Regions from separate parts of the Homo sapiens genome. Here region 2 is linked to region 1. A link is a contact called in ENCODE Hi-C or POLR2A ChIA-PET data. All regions are on one chromosome and are shown on one strand. Each heading gives the region's core, a stretch centred on a gene start or an enhancer-like site at or near the end of the contact. The rest is flanking DNA. Distances are from core to core; before and after follow the strand shown. Region 1 has its middle 26 kb from the start of SLC60A1. Region 2 overlaps SLC60A1 (solute carrier family 60 member 1).

Evidence for each region. A loop is a pair of places that touch in the nucleus more often than their neighbours do. ChIA-PET counts read pairs that join two places held with the same protein, here RNA polymerase II (POLR2A). Pooled maps may share reads with other maps.
Region 2: a map of endothelial cell of umbilical vein shows a loop between it and region 1 (7-fold over the local background). The contact joins two enhancer-like sites. A Hi-C loop is called at or near these places in 28 of 168 maps with a recorded cell type or tissue (A673, CD4-positive, alpha-beta T cell, HepG2 and 17 more), 2 of 37 single-sample maps with no recorded cell type and 12 of 50 pooled maps. POLR2A ChIA-PET finds 5 or more read pairs at or near these places in 13 of 52 experiments (A673, AG04450, H1 and 9 more).

The regions. Positions count from the first base shown.
Region 1 is chr1:205,539,513-205,547,184 of GRCh38, forward strand. No RefSeq gene overlaps it. Among named protein-coding and RNA genes, the nearest start is that of SLC60A1, 26 kb to the right of the region's middle. RefSeq lists silencers at 3,889-3,938, 4,039-4,168 and an enhancer at 4,029-4,323. Within about 2 kb of position 4,324, at least 22 of the 41 ENCODE cell types and tissues checked have a DNase peak (open chromatin) inside an H3K27ac peak, as active enhancers do; they include dorsolateral prefrontal cortex, endothelial cell of umbilical vein, heart right ventricle and 3 more, where a contact is called at or near this core.
Region 2 is chr1:205,596,896-205,604,567 of GRCh38, forward strand. SLC60A1 (solute carrier family 60 member 1) reads left to right here. Exons shown (of 10, transcript NM_181644.5): 8 at 885-955; 9 at 2,236-2,356; 10 at 3,511-6,023. The coding sequence ends at 3,566. Among named protein-coding and RNA genes, the nearest start is that of ELK4, 31 kb to the right of the region's middle. RefSeq lists an enhancer at 3,070-4,269. Within about 2 kb of position 2,601, at least 18 of the 41 ENCODE cell types and tissues checked have a DNase peak (open chromatin) inside an H3K27ac peak, as active enhancers do; they include dorsolateral prefrontal cortex, endothelial cell of umbilical vein, heart right ventricle and 3 more, where a contact is called at or near this core.

The sequences.
Region 1 (7,672 bases), core at 3,074-5,573:
CTAGTTGTATGAACTTAGCCACATCGCATGGCTTCTCTCTGCCTCAGTTTCCCCACCTACAAAATGGGGTGATCATAGGATGAGTGTGGATTAAATGAATTAGTACATGAAAAGCACGCAGAGCCCAGGCACGGTGGCTCACACCTGTAATCCCAGCACTTTGGGAGGCCGAGGCGAGCAGATCACAAGGTCAGGAATTCGAGACCAGCCTGGCCAACCAACATAGAGAAACCCCGTCTCTACTAAAAATACAAAAATTAGCCAGGCATGGTGATGCACACCTGTAATCCCAGCTACCCAGGAGGCTGAGGCAGGAGAATCGCTTGAACTGGGAGGCGGAGGTTGTGGTGAGCCAAGATTGCGCCACGGCACCCCAGCTTAGGCAACAGAGCAAGACTCCGTCTCAAAAAAAAAAAAGAAGAAGAAGAAGAAGGAGGAGAAGGAGGAGGAGGAGGAGGAAGAGGAAGAGGAAGAGGAAGAATAAGAAGAAGAAGAGCACGCAGAATTTACTGGTCATGTAGAAAGCATTACACAGTGTAAGCTGTTGTTATGTCATCTTTCCCTGAGGGTAGAAGCAGGCATCACCCACCTTCTCTGTTTCACTGTGAGGGCTGTGACCAGGAGGCAAAGGCTTCTTACTAAAAGGAGGAATGGTTCCGTGGGGCACACAAGTGAATAAAACCCTTTCTGTCTATGGAGAACTACCTGTCCTCCCAAAATGCCATTAGAGTTTGGGAATTCTGGTGTCCCTTACTCTAACAGATACCGATGTTAGGCAAAAGGCTATGAACTTAACAAACATTACCTAAATTTTAAAACTTTTTAAAAGTTAAGAGACAAATCTTTTGGGGGCCAGGCACGGTGGCTCACGCCTGTAATCCCAGCACTTTGAGAGGCCGAGGCAGGTGGATCACCTGAGGTCAGGAGTTCAAGACCAGTCTGGCCAACATGGTAAAATCCCGTTTCTATTAAAAATACAAAAATTAGCCGGGCATGGTGGCATGCACCTGTAATCCCAGCTACTCAGGAGGCTGAGGCACAAGAATTGCTTGAACCCGGGAAGCGGAGGTTGCAGTGAGCTGAGATGGTGCCACTGCCCTCTAGCCTGGGCAACAGAGTGAGAGTGTCTCAAAAAACAAAGAAAAAAAAACTCCCTGGGTCCAGGTCCGGTACTCACACCTGTAATCCCAGTGCTTCAGGAGGCTAAAGCGGGAGGATTACTTGAGGCAAGGAGTTCGAGACCAGGCTGGGCAATATAGCAAGACCTTGTTTCTACAAATATTTAAAAAGTAGCCAGGCATGGGGGTGCATGCCTGTAGTCCCAGCTACTCTGGAAGCTGAGGCAGGAAGAGCGCTTGAGCCTAGGAGTTTGGGCTGCAGTTAGCTCTAATTGCACCACTGCACTGGAGCCTGGGCGACAGGGCAAGACCTTGTCTCAAAAAAAAAAAAAAAAGTCTCCTTGGCTTAGACCACTCTGTGAAACACTAGAGATTCAGAAATAAATAAACAGTGTTCTATCCTCAAGGAATTCACAGCCTGGTAAAGGAGAGAGATATCGGTTGCAGAAATGTGGTAGGGATTATCCCAGAGATTGTAAACAGCTGCCCAGATGACTTGCTCCTTCCACCTCCCTCCACTCCCCTTCCTCAGCCCCTGCAGTACCTACCTGGTTTGCAAGCCTTGTAAACTGAGTTGGGCCTCACTGCTAGGCTCATAGCTGTGAATGAAAATATGAGTGAATACAAACATGAAATGTCTGCTACATTAGGAACTTGCTGGAACCCACTCTTGCCTGGCCAGCTCTCTCCCTTCCCTTCCATGCAGCAGCAGGCACCTCGGGCTACCCCTGCTGCCTTGAGCTTAGACTTTAGACTCGAGTCCCCATTTACAGTCACGGGGTACAGCCAATCTTGTTTCTAAGGTGTTTCCAAACTCTACTCCCCAACCTCCACTCCTAGGTGTTCCTGGGCTGCAGAGGGCCTCCAGAGAGGCTTCAGGACATTCCACTGACTGTCCCACTGTCACCACTAAGGGTTGAGCCTCCTCGCTAGCAAGGTGCCTAAGCCCCTTGTACCCTGGCTCCGACTTCTTTGCATACTCTGCAATCTTGCTACTAGACCAAGGACCCATTTTCCCCAAGGGCACCTCCTACCTTAAGCCCTTGTGCCTGAGTCTGTCCACGTTCCCTCTGTTTGGACTTCCTTCCTTCCTTCCAGCTCCCTGCAGCACCAGTTCCAGTTCAGTCACTGTGCCTTGGGCAAACTCCCTCACCTGGCTGAGACCTTGGTGCTTTTGTCCCTACAATGAAGGTGGGTCCTGGATGCCCTCAGAGTCTCATTCTTGCTCCTGGATGTTACATAAACCTGTCTGCTGTCACTTTCGTGTTTTATAATCCCCCCTCTTCTTCTTTCAAACATGCCTCAAACTCCCTTCCTCCAGGAAGCCTTCCTTAATCAGCCCCGTGAATGCTCCCATATGTGCTCAGTTCTGGTGGTAGCAAGTGGGCCTATGCCAGTGCTGGTGCCAAGGGGTCCACAGGGGCCTTAGCTCCCTCATAACCTCCATTGCCTGAAAGGCCACCCAAATACCTATAACCTAAGTGAAAAACAGAGCTTAGCATAGAAACAGTGACCACTTCTCAGTAAATCCCCCAAGCATTCTCCCAATCCCCAACCAGACCTACCCCAAGCCAGACAGTCTAGAAATTCTAGTTGTCTATAGTCTACACTTTTTATTTTTTTGGAGACGGAGTCTCGCTCTGTCACCCAGGCTGGAGTGCGGTGGCGTTATCTTGGCTCACTGCAACCTGCACCTCCTGGATTGAAGCAATTCTTCTGCCTCAGCCTCCCAAGTAGCTGGGACTTACAGGCACATGCCACCATGCTCGGCTAATTTTTTGTATTTTAGTAGAGACGGGCTTTCATCATGTTGCCCAGGCTGGTCTTGAACTCCTTAGCTCAGGCAATCCGCCCACCTTGGCATGCTGCTCTCAGCGCACACAATGGGCATGGGAGAACAATGACGAGGAGAAAAACATCCCGCCCGCGCGTCCATGGGCTCACATCCTCCTTTCCCAAAGTGAAAGGATTACAGGCATGAGCCACCGCACCCAGCTTAGTCTACACTCTTGTATCTAGGTTTTCAGTGTCTAAGTCTCTTTCTTGGGTTTAAGTTGTAAGCTGCCTGGGATGAAAAGCGCCATGCCTTCTAATTCCTGGCTGTGACCTCCCCCAGTGGCTTTGTCAGAGGAATGACACCACCTGGTGACCAAGTATTTTTTTAAATAATTATTTGGGTTTTTGTTTGTTTGTTTTTATTTATTTTTTGAGATGGAGTTTCACTCTTGTTGCCTAGGCTGGAATGCAATGGCACAATCTCGGCTCACTGTAACCTCCGCCTCCCAGGTTCAAGCAATTCTCCTGCCTCAGCCTCCCAAGTAGCTGGGATTACAGGTGCATGTCACCATGCCTGACTAATTTTGCATTTTTAGTAGAAACGGGGTTTCACCATGTTGGTCAGCCTGGTCTCGAACTCCTGACCTCAAGTAATCCACCTGCCTCAACCTCCCAAAATGCTGGGATTACAGGCGTGAGCCACCGCGCCTGGCTAATGTTTTTAATAATTATGAAAATGCTTTCACGCCCAGTAGCCCTTGTTGCCTCACCTTCTGTGAGGGAAACAGAGCATGCACGATTTCCCCATTTCAGTGGATGGGGAAACTGAGGCTTTGGGATTTTGAACTCCTTGCACATGGGAGGTTAAGTGGCAACACTTGGCCTCCTACCAGGCACACCCCTGCCCCAACGCTGTGCACCGTAGGTCAGTAACTCTGAACTGTTTTGTTTGCCAGCTCAGGTTTTAATCCGTTTCAGCATCGGGCCGTGAGCAGTGGCCGCGGGGCTAGCAGGAGAGCCAGAATAAGCAGATTTGGCTTCTAATCTGACTCACCCAACTGGTTCAGAATGCAGCCAAACCGGGGAAATTTGGGTGAGCTCCTCCTCTTCCCCTCCCTCACTTGCTCTCGCAGTTGTCCTCTAGCACCTCTCTCTATCCCTCCCTCCCCGTCCCCCCGCCCCACTCCCCCAGCTCTGGGAGCGCATGCGGGGGCGGGGTCCTAGGAGGATGTGAGCCCATGGACACGCGGGCGGGATGTTTTTCTCCTCGTCATTGTTCTCCCATGCCCATTGTGTGCGCTGAGAGCAGCACGTCACCAAGTCGCCTGGCAGGCTCTCAGCAGAGCTGGGGAATGTTTCCGGAGTGGACTAATCCATTATGAATGGCCGAAACTTTTTAAAAGCTCTGGCGTTTCTTTGCATGGCCAGACTGGGAGAGCCAAAGAGAAGGAAGGATTTGGAAACTCCTGGCTTTGAGGCTACAGGTCCCAGGGACCTTGGCAGACCCGTGGTTTGCCAAGAGGGCCTTTCAGACTGGGCCTGCCACCCAGTGAGGGATCTAGGAATGTCACGTGGAGGGGAAATGGCAGGTGGGGCCGTGGATGGAGGGCTCAGCTGGAGGTGTGGAAGGAGTCAAAATTGTATTATTTTTTGTTTACAACACCTGACCCCAACTTGGGACTTGGGATGGCTCACACCTGAGTATGGGAAAGGACCTAGTCACCTTTGAAAGCTTCACTGAGCTCCCCCCAGAGGAAATGGAAAGTCAGAATTGTTTTGAAGTGGGTCAGTGTTTGCCAGTGGGTGAGTAATGCTCAGTGCTCCCAGCTCTTTCCTCCCAGAGAAAGCATTCCTCTATGCATCCCTCTCTTTACCACTAGGCTGGGGGTGCCATCTCTCCGAGGTGCCCAGTGCTTTGCGTACATTTCTTCATTGTTTGATTGGTCTTGTGAGAATCAACTCACAGCAAGACCAATAAGCTTGTGTAGTAACCTATTTCTTTAGATGAGGAAACTGAGTTTCACAGAGACTGAGATTGCTCCAGACCACGCAGCTACTTTGTGGCAGAGCTGGGACTGGAACCCAGGTCTGTGACACTCCAAAGTCCATGTTCTGCGACAGAATTTCTCAAGCATTCAGGTGCATAAGTGATGGCTGGGGTGCCAGCCGAGAGTGCAGATTTCTGGGCGCTGTCCCCTCTTCCTCATCCTAATTCAACAAATCAGAGTTGGGGGCAGGAATCTGCATTTTTGACAAATAACAGGTGATTCGGAAGCGGTTGGGGCAAGGTTGAGAAACACTGACTTGGGGCTCTGTTGTTGTTGTTATTGCTTGAGACAGAGTCTTGCTCTGTCGCCCAGGCTGGAGTGCAGTGGCACGATCTTGGCCCATTGCAACCTCCACCTCCCAGGTTCAAGCAGTTCTCCTGCCCCAGCCTCCCAGTTAGCTGGGATTACAGACGTGTGCTACCACGCCTGGCTAATTTTTTTTTATTCTCCAATTTAAAACTTTTAATTAAAAAGTAAACTTCAATGTCAAAAATGCAAACTTGGGGAGGGCAGAAGTATCACCCACAAGGCTGTCACTTCACACTTGGAGGGTTGCACAGCGGCCAGGCAGAGGCACTCCTCACATCCCAGATGGTGGGCGGCGGCCGGGCAGAGGTGCTCCTCACTTCCCAGACAGGGTGGCGGCCAGAAAGAGGCACTCCTCACTTCCCAGACAGGGCGGCGGCCAGAGAGAGGTGCTCCTCACTTGACACGTGGCTAATTTTTGTATTTTTAGTAGGGATGGGGTTTCACCATGTTGAGCAGGCTGGTCTTGAACTCCTGACCTCAGGTGATCCCGCTGCCTCAGCTTCCAAAGTGCTAAGATTACAGGCGTGAGCCACCACGCCCACCCAGGGCTCTGTTTTATGACGTCAGCCAAAAGAGCAGCAACCTGGTCTGAAAACAGGCGCAGGCTAGGGCCCTGCTGAGCCCTCAAGGGGCGGCCCTCTCCCCTCACTCCGCCTTCACCTATAGAGTGAAACCCAAGAGAAGTAGCCCCATCTCTCAGAAGGCAAAGGACCCATCTTCTGCCTAGAAAATCTCCCATTGCACTTTATAACATTTTCAACCCCCAGAGAGAAACCTGAACCACACCGGAACATTTAGTCATCCCTCAGAGGTTTATGGGCCCCTTGCCATGAGTAGGGGTTGGGACAGATACCACTCAGATGGGTGTAAAGCAGGTTTCTCAGAGATGGGTGCATCAGGACCCTCCTGCTTCAGAATTATCTGAGGGTCTGCTAAGAATGCAGAGTCCTGGGCCCTACCCCAGACCTCCAAAGTCAGAATCCCTGGAGGATGAACTCTGGGAATCTGCATTTTAAATACTCTCCTCAAGCAATTCTGTAGCAAGTAGACGTTTGAGAAGTGGTTTCCTGAGAGTCTGGGAAGGAAAGAAACTGGAAACGCTGTAGCTTTGGGTCCTGCGGGTTAAAGACCACAGTAAGACACCCAAACTACATTTGTCAGCCGGGAATCCCTGGAGTGCAGCTGTGGATTTGTGAAAGGAGAGCTGCACATGGCACGTGGAGGTCTGGGTTTGAATCCTGGCTTGGCTACTCTGTGATTCTGGACCAGTGACTTAATCTCACGGAGCTCAATTCCTCACATGCCAAATGGGATACTCTAGTCCACCTCCCAGCATCACCATGAGGACCTAGTGAGCATGCCGCAGCTCCGAATGAACAGCGCGGGCTTGTGCTGCCAGGAGCTCATTCTGCATGATGTGGCTCTAGGCAATGCCATCAATGGGCTCCTAGTAGCCTCAAGCTGGAGCAGACCCACTTCACTCTGCTGGGGAGCCAAGGGCTGGGGTGGGGTGGCTGGTTAGAGTTCAAAATCAGACTCTGGACCCATGGGGTGGCCCAGGGTACCCAAAGAGGGTCAGGGGTCAAGCTGTGCCTCACAAGACCCTGAAAAGGAAAGTGTAACCCTAGCAGGATAGCCTCGTGGTTAAGGGCATAGGCTCTAGAGCCAGAGGGCTCAAATCCTGGCTAGTGTACTTGCTAGCTGAGCGACCTTGGGCCACTTACTTCACCTCTCTGTGCCTCAGTTTTCTTATGTGTAATATGGAGATATAAAAAACATACCCACTTCCCTGACACAGGGGAAAAGTCCTCAAAATATGTCACACAATATTAGCCATTATTGACTATTAATGGAAGGATTTTATGCATGGGGAGTCTTTTAATAGTTGACTTCATAGTTGTCTGTGTCTGTGCAGGGCTGTGTGCCCTCCACATCCAAGTTTCTCCCTGGCTGCCCTAATCTGGAGATAATGCTGAAAATGGAGCCAGATGTCCAAGACTTCCAGCTGGGATTTATCCTCTTGGTAAATCTGCTAGGGTATAAGGATAAGGATGAAAGCAACGACAGCCAGATTAGGAAGTATCTCTATTAGTATCTCTTAAACCAAGGCTGCTTAAGAGAAAGCATAGATGGACATAAAAGGAATTTGACACCTGCTCTTCTCTCTTTTTTTTTTTTTTTTGAGGCAGAGCCTCACTCTGTTGCCCAGGCTGGAGTGCAGTAGCGCAATCCTGGCTCACTGCAACCTTGACATCCCGGGCTCAAGCCATCCTCCCACCCCAGCCTCCTGAGTAGTTACAACTACAGGTGTGCCCCAGCATGCCTGGCTAATTACTTTATTACTTGTAGAGACGGGATCTCGATATGTTGCTCGGGCTACTCTCTAACTCCTGGGCTCAAGGAATCCTCCTGCCTCGGCCT
Region 2 (7,672 bases), core at 1,351-3,850, 56 kb after region 1:
CTCATCTTACAGAGAAGGCAACCAAGGCCTAGAGAGGTTAGAGAACTTGTCTAAGGTCACATGGCCAGTAGGTGACAACCTGGGCTTGGAACCCAAGTCTGACTCTGAAGCTTGGGCTCTGAAGGTGTGCACCACACTGCCAGACTCATCAGGGCGTGTGGCTGGTCAGTGCAATGCCAGGACAGCGAAGACACTAGTCTGCCTGCACCAGAGGGCTAGCCTCAGGATATCAGGAAATCTTTCTGGAAAGGTAGGTAGCAGTCAGAATGGGAATGGCGCTGAATGCCAGGGCTAAGCAAGATGGGATTTACCCTGAGATATTGATGAGCAATTAAAGGTTTCAGAACAAGGAAAGGACAAAATGACAGTAAGACCTAGGCATTCCCAAAGCAAAGTTACAGGCTCATGTCTGAGAAATCCAAAGTAGTCCTTTCTGCCAGGCCATCTTCCAGAGGTTTCCCAGAAGCAACCTAGGTTGTTTTTTTTTTTTTTTTTTTTTTTTTTTCGTTTTTTGACAGGGTCTCACTCTGTCACCCAGGCTGGAGTGCAGTGGTGCGATCATGGCTCACTGCAGCCTCCAATTCATGGGCTCGAGGGACCCTCCTACCTTAGCCTCCCAAGTAGCTGGGACTACAGGTGCACACCACCATGCCCAGTTAATTTTTTTAAATTTTACTTTTTGTAGAGACCAAGTCTTGTGATATTGCCCAGACTGGTCTTGAACTCCTGGCCTCAAGAGATCCTCCCACTTCTGACTCCTAAAGTACTGGGATGTGCCTTCCGAAATGCATATGCCACTGTGCCTGGCCAGCAACCTGGATTGTAATGCTGGCTTCTGTCTCCTTAACTTGCTTTTACCAAACCAAACCTTCTCTTTTTGTTAGGCTGTGCAACCACAGTGCTGGTGACAGGGGCAGGAGTTGGCGAGATGGTGCTGCAGATGCTGGTTGGTTCGGTATGTGGGGACCTGTAAGGGAGAGGGGAGCATTTGGGGAGCACTCCTCTGACAGGTGAGAAGATGCAGATAGCCACCTTCTGAACTCAAACTGTCCCTTTCCTGAGTCTCCAGCAAAGCCAGCAGGGCCCCCTGTGCCGTTGTTACCTGTTTCCGTTTCCAAGCCAGCCCTGAGAGCTGAGCCTCCATATGTGGGATCTGGAGATGTAAACGGATGCATGGAAAAGTCCAAAGCAAACACAAGCCATGTCTGGGAGCAGGGCCAGAGGGGGCCCGTGGGAATGCTGTTTAGCTCTCAGAGCCTGAGATGGGTTGGAACTGCAGTCAGAGTTCTTTTTCCATCCCTTCGGAACCCACCACTCCCTACCCCACCTCTCACAGCCTCTGGCCACCCTGCAGAGGGCCCAGCTTCCTGCTCAACTCCTGCCCTGACCGAGAGGGCCAACTCTTCCAGTTCTATTCAAATCCACCCATGTTTCATTTATTCACCAGGAAAAAAAAAAAAACAACCTAACATCTACTTTTTATTGAATACTATAATGTAGATATTATTCCCCTTTTTACAACAGAGGACACGGAAACTCAGATGAATTTAGCAACTTACCCTAGGTCAGTCACACTTCCAGAAACTGACAGAGAGGACCTCACATCTAGATCTTCCGGCCTCCAAAATCTCCCTCATTGTGACTCCATTCTCCTTTCCTCCTCTTTTGCCCTGCTGGAGGGAGGGGAAGAGCTGCATCTCACCATACCCTCCTCATTGAAATGATGTGACATCTGGGACTTGCTTTAGTGTAACCTAGTGCAGAAAAGAAGTGCAAGGCCACCAATGAAACCGGTGCTGACTGCTAAAGTTGAGTGTTGGGTTCATTGGAGCTCCATATACTACTTTAACATGTTTTAAATTCTCATAATAAAAGAGTAAAACAATATATCCTCTGCAAAGTTCTGGTTAGGGCTTATGGGTATAGAAACACCTAGTATGACTGGAGCTTCAGTGATGATAGAGATCGTCAGAAGGTTCCAGAACACAGAGCTGCAAGGGACTGCAGGGGGTCACCAGGTCCAGTCCCTGCCTTAGAGCAGGACTTCGGCCTTCTCCAGACACATCAACTTGAAACAAGGCCAAGGCCTCCCTCCTCCCCGTGATTCCATCTCTTGGTGTGACGGGCCTCAACTTAGCTGAAAAACCAGCCAAGGATGGAGAAGGCTGCTTCCTCCGATACACCTTCCACGTGAAGTTTTAATTGTCTGTCTCTCTGTGTTTTCCCCTTTGGCAGATATTCCAGGCTCAGGGCAGCTATAGTTTCCTGGTCTGTGGCGTGATCTTTGGTTGTCTGGCTTTTACCTTCTATATCTTGCTCCTGTTTTTCCACAGGATGCACCCTGGACTCCCATCAGGTAAGGAAAGTATCTGTTTCTACACAAGAGGAGGAAAACAGAGCCGGGGTCGGGGAGCGGGGGAGCAGGAGATGCTATGGATCTTAACGTGCCAGAAACGCTGCTCTGTTCCAAGTAAAATGCAAGGAAATGTTTATTTTTCTACAGCTTCCTTTTCCTCTCTTCCTGCTTTCCATACGATTGTCTGCGCTGGACTCTTAAGATAGGCGAGAGCTGGGTCGGCTGACTCATGGTTTCTCCATTAGCAGAGGGGTATGGATTGTGAACTTGGCTTCCTGCATCCCACCATGTCATGGGACCATGAGCCAAGAATCTCTTTCCAGCCTGTTCAGGGAACTGAAAGGCAGAGCCCGACTCCTTGGCTGGAACTCAGCCCAACGGCCTAATTGGCCATCTCTTTGCAGTTCAGGATTTTGATTCTAGTCCAAATCTTTTTTTCAAAAAGAAGTCCTTCAGGCCAAGTAGCAAAGAAAGTCTCCTTCAGGGCACAGACACCTCCTAAGAATAGTCTCCCTTCTAGAGACCCCAGGCAGGGGGAGTCCCAAAGCAATTTTCATAACCCTGAGCCCTTACCTGCCCTTTTGCCCACTGCTTTCAAAGTGCCCAGGGACTGCATCGGCTGTGTGCAAAGCCAGTTCTTAAGAGAAGGTGCCCAGGCGGAGACTCTGTCCTCCCTATAAAAAGCAAAATCATCACAAAAAGACTAAAGGAACAGGCATTCACCATCCGCTCTCAGTGGGTGAACATATCTACGCTCTAAACGCTCAGTACAAAGGCCCAGAAGGAAAGGTGGCCCCCAAAACAGCACTAACTATAGCCTCACTTCTGAGACAGCAGTACTGGTTGCACACACACAGGAGTTTCATTTAAGACCTACATTCAATTAATATTTGCTGAACATTAAATGAATAACACTTAATGGGCTCCTTATTCATGGGAGACAGACACATTCCCCAAGCCCTAGACAGCAGTCTCAGGAAACTGCCTCCACCAACTGTTCGCCAGAACTAGGGGGTCTGACTTTTCACTTTGCTCCCTCTAGAGCCACAGAATGGCAGAGAAACAAACAGCCTGGGTAAGCTCTCAGAATGAATCATCACTGCAACTCATCAGAGCTGCTGAAACATGCTACCTGTTTTGTTTTTCTTTTGTAGTTCCTACCCAAGACAGATCAATTGGAATGGAAAACTCTGAGTGCTACCAGAGGTAAAACTGGGTGAAGAAGGCAAGAGAAGACTTTCAGCCTCTTGATCACCAGCACGACCATACTGTTTCAGAAAGCTGGGTGGTGGTGGAGGCGCTCTCTCAATGGCTATTCAAGTCTTCTCCACTAAAACTTGGTTGGGTAGAGGAAATTAAATTGAGTCCTGGTACCTGGTCAAAATCATTAGAAGTTTACCTGGCTTCTCAAGTTATCTTCTTCCCTGGTTCAGACTGTTGGTAAGAGCTGTCCAGATACCCAGATGGGAAGGAAGGAGACAGCCGCGCGCTTCACTCCATTTGTCACCTCATGCATGGACCATACTCTGGGTTTGAGATCATTCTTCATTGAAGTTTGTAAAAATAGGTTGAAATTGTAAAGCTCCATGATCATTGCTATATGTAGATATATTTCAATTTAAGCAAAACAAGCTGCAAGTTATTCCCTGGCATGCTCAAAGGATTTTCGTGCTTTTCACTTAATAGTCCAAAGTCTCTTAAATTCCTGCTGCAGACATCAATAGCTTATCTATATTCTCAAACACCAAAAGGAAAAGTTGAATCTTGCTCTCTTTGGTATACTAATGTAGTGGTATGCTAAGCTGGCTCATACCAACTTAGAAAAGCTGATTGTAAAATTTTCATTTTGACAGCTGGTTATTAAATGCAGCCATTATTAAAAATCAAATCATACAAACTTATAATTAAATCAATTACATTTAAAACAAAGGTAATAAATATTCAAAGCATATCACTTCCTAATTTGATCTTGATGCTCTTGAGGTAATTTACGTCCATGGTACCTGTGTGGTGGAATTACTATATATGATGGTGTGCTACTGTGCACCTTGTCTCAACTCCACTCTTCGTGATAGCATGTTGGTAGCTTGAAATCAGCCTGGTGGGAGTATTACCATGGACACTGGCAAAAGCTACAGATCCCGGAGAGCCAGTGGTTAAACATTTACCAGCATACCACTGCTAGTAATCAAGGCTAACTGGTCCAGAAATCGCCCAGGAGAATGAAATGGATGTTCCATTTTTTTCTACTGACATTGACTAGCATATAAAAGGTATAGAAACAGCACTAAGACTTTCTGAAAATACCTAATGAAAATTTTACATCTTTTTTTGTTTTTGTTTTTGTTTTTGAGACAGAGTCTCACTCTGTTGCCAGGCTGGAATGCAGTGGCGTCATCTCGGCTCACTGCAACCTCCGCCTCCCAGTTTCAAGCGATTCTCCTGCCTCAGCCTCCCAAGTAGCTGTGACTACAGGCGCATGCCATCACGCACAGCTAATTTTTTGTATTTTTAGTAGAGACGGGATTTCACCGTGTTAGCCAGGATGGTCTTGATCTCCTGACCTCATGATCTGCCCGTCTCGGCCTCCCAAAGTGCTGGGATTACAGGCGTGAGCCACTGCACCCAGCCAAAAATTTTACATCTTTTATAGAGGGAAAAAAACTCTTTATACCATGGCAAGGCCTTTTCTTTCACAAAAAGCTGGGCCTACTGAACAATTCAAGCTGTGCAGTAGTAGACTGAAAGCAGGATTTGTTGAGGAGTTACAGCTCCTGTCCAGAGCAAATCCTGTAGTGATACAAGGAGAATGTAAACTTGCCAGCTTAGACAGGGATCAGTCCTGAGACTGCTGGCAGTAGCAAATGGCTATTAGAGTAACTGTATAATGGTTTTGCCTGCACTTTCTCTATGTATATACAAATGTACATGTATAAATATAAAAATTAAGTGATCATGGTTCTTGGTAACCTGTCCCAAGTGCTGTGATTCACACGCCTGACACTAAAAGGTTCTTCCTGGTCCAGTCAGCCAGCTGTGACCACCAGCAGCACAGCTGAGTGCTGAGAATCTGGCTGGAAAGAGAAACGTGGCTCAAGTGCTGGCTCACCTTCTAGCTGTGTGGCCCTGGGCAGGTTACTGAGGCTCTTCCAACCTCACTTTTCACATGTAAAATGGCATTTCTAAAAGTACCTACCCTACCTCAAAGGAATTCTGAAAAAAGTAAGTGAATTTGTATAAAGCAAAGCACTCACAATATGCCTGACACACAAACTGCTTAATAAATGTTAGTAATTTTTAAAACCTCCTCATAAGCGGCTTAGAAATTATTCATGTTTGGTACATATTTATTGCAAGTCAAGCAGATCCAACTTTTTTGAAAGCTGGTGGTCTAGGAGTATAGTTTTAATTATATTTGTAAATACTCAAAAGTATTAGATGCCAGTCTAATTTAAATGCAGTCTGACTGTAGCGAGTAACTGACCTGGGCAATGAAAAAGCAGTTGTATTTTTCTTGTGGTTTTTCAAGAAAATATCCTTTTTATACAGATTTAGAAAGAAGAATCAATGGCTATATCGAAGTTGATTGTGACTAATTTGTTAATACAGAAAACAACATTAACACAAATCTAAGAGTACCTTTCCTAAAATAAAATATTTAAACTTATTAAGTGTGTTATCCATTATGAAGAACAATTGATCCTCTTGCATACACTCAGAAACAAATGGTCTGATGTTCCCCAGAGGCAGGTCTCTCTCATACTAATAAGTTAATGTGGCTTATATTTTAGAAGAAAGAAAACTGTCTCACAAGGGAAACTCTGAATTTTTTTAAAAAAAGATAAATAAATAAATAAATAAATAACCTCTCATAGCAGGGCTAAGTGCCACTATTCCCTATTACATAAAATCAGAATAAGGAATAAGGAAAAGGCAGGTCGATTCTTACACCACACGCTTCTCAGTTACACAAGTAGGACTTTCTTCCTCATCTTCCTTTCAGGAATTTGGACATTTCAGAATCCTGTGGAATCACCCTGTTCCCAGATTTTCCTCTGCTACTTGTATATGGAAATCTAACCCATCAGGCACATCGGATTCACTAAAAGAAGACACAGTGACATAGAGTTCTTTTAGAGTGAATTTCGTTTATTCAGTCAAAAAGGATTTGTTAAGCACCTGCTATGTTCAAGGCACTAATCTAGGTACAGACATACAGTGGTGACTGAGACAGAAGTCCCTGCCTCACAAGGATTATACCGCAGGTGAAGACATACAGACAGCAAACAAATACTACACGTAACATGCCACAGGGTGAGGGGTAATGTAGCACCATAGAGAAACATACATACAGGGAATATGGAATAGGATATGGGAATGCCACAGGGTGAGGGGTAATGTAGCACCATAAAGAAACATACAGGGAGTATGGAATGGGAATAGGGAATGTCAAGAGATGCTCTAGGGCCAGGCACAGTGGCTCACACCTGTAATCCCAACACTTTGGGAGGCTGAGGCAGGCGGATCACCTGAGATCAGGAGTTCAAGACCAGCCTGGCCAACATGGCAAAATCCTGTCTCTACTAAAAATACAAAATTTAGCTGGGCCTGGTGGTGCACACCTGTAATCTGTAATCCCAGCTACTGGGGAGGCTGAGGTGGGAGAATTGCTTGAACCTGGGAGGTGGAGGTTACAGTAAGCTGAGATTGTGCCACTGCACTCCAGCCTGGGTGACAGGGTGAGGCTCTGTCTCAAAAAAAAAAAAAAAAAAAAAAAAGATGCTCTGGAAGGCGTTTCTAAGGAGGTCCTATTTGTGTAGAAAACTAAATGATACGTGGGACCAAGCTATCCAAGTACGTGAAAACATCCCATCAGGCAGGGGGCACAGCAAGTACAAGAGCCTTAGGCTGGAATATGCTTATGGTATTGGAGGAACAGCAAGTAGGCTGGTGTGGCTCAACTGCAGTGAGGAAGAGTCAAACGGAACAAGTGGGAGTGGTTGCTAGAGGCCAGATCATACAAGCCATGGTATGTGTAGAGGTTTTTTGGAGTGATGTAAGATGACTGGAAGAGTTGTGAGCAGGCAAGCGACACGATCTGATTTACATATCTAAAGTATCACTGGTTACTATGGAAAAGAGACTATGGGGCAAGCATGGAATTGGGAAGACCACCTGGGTACCACTGCAATAGACTGAAGAAATAATGGTGGCTTGGAAATGTAGATAGCAACGGAAGTGGTGAAAGTGATTGGATTCAAGCAATATTTTGAAGGTGAAACTGACAATTTGCTGATGGATTGGGTGTAGTGTGAG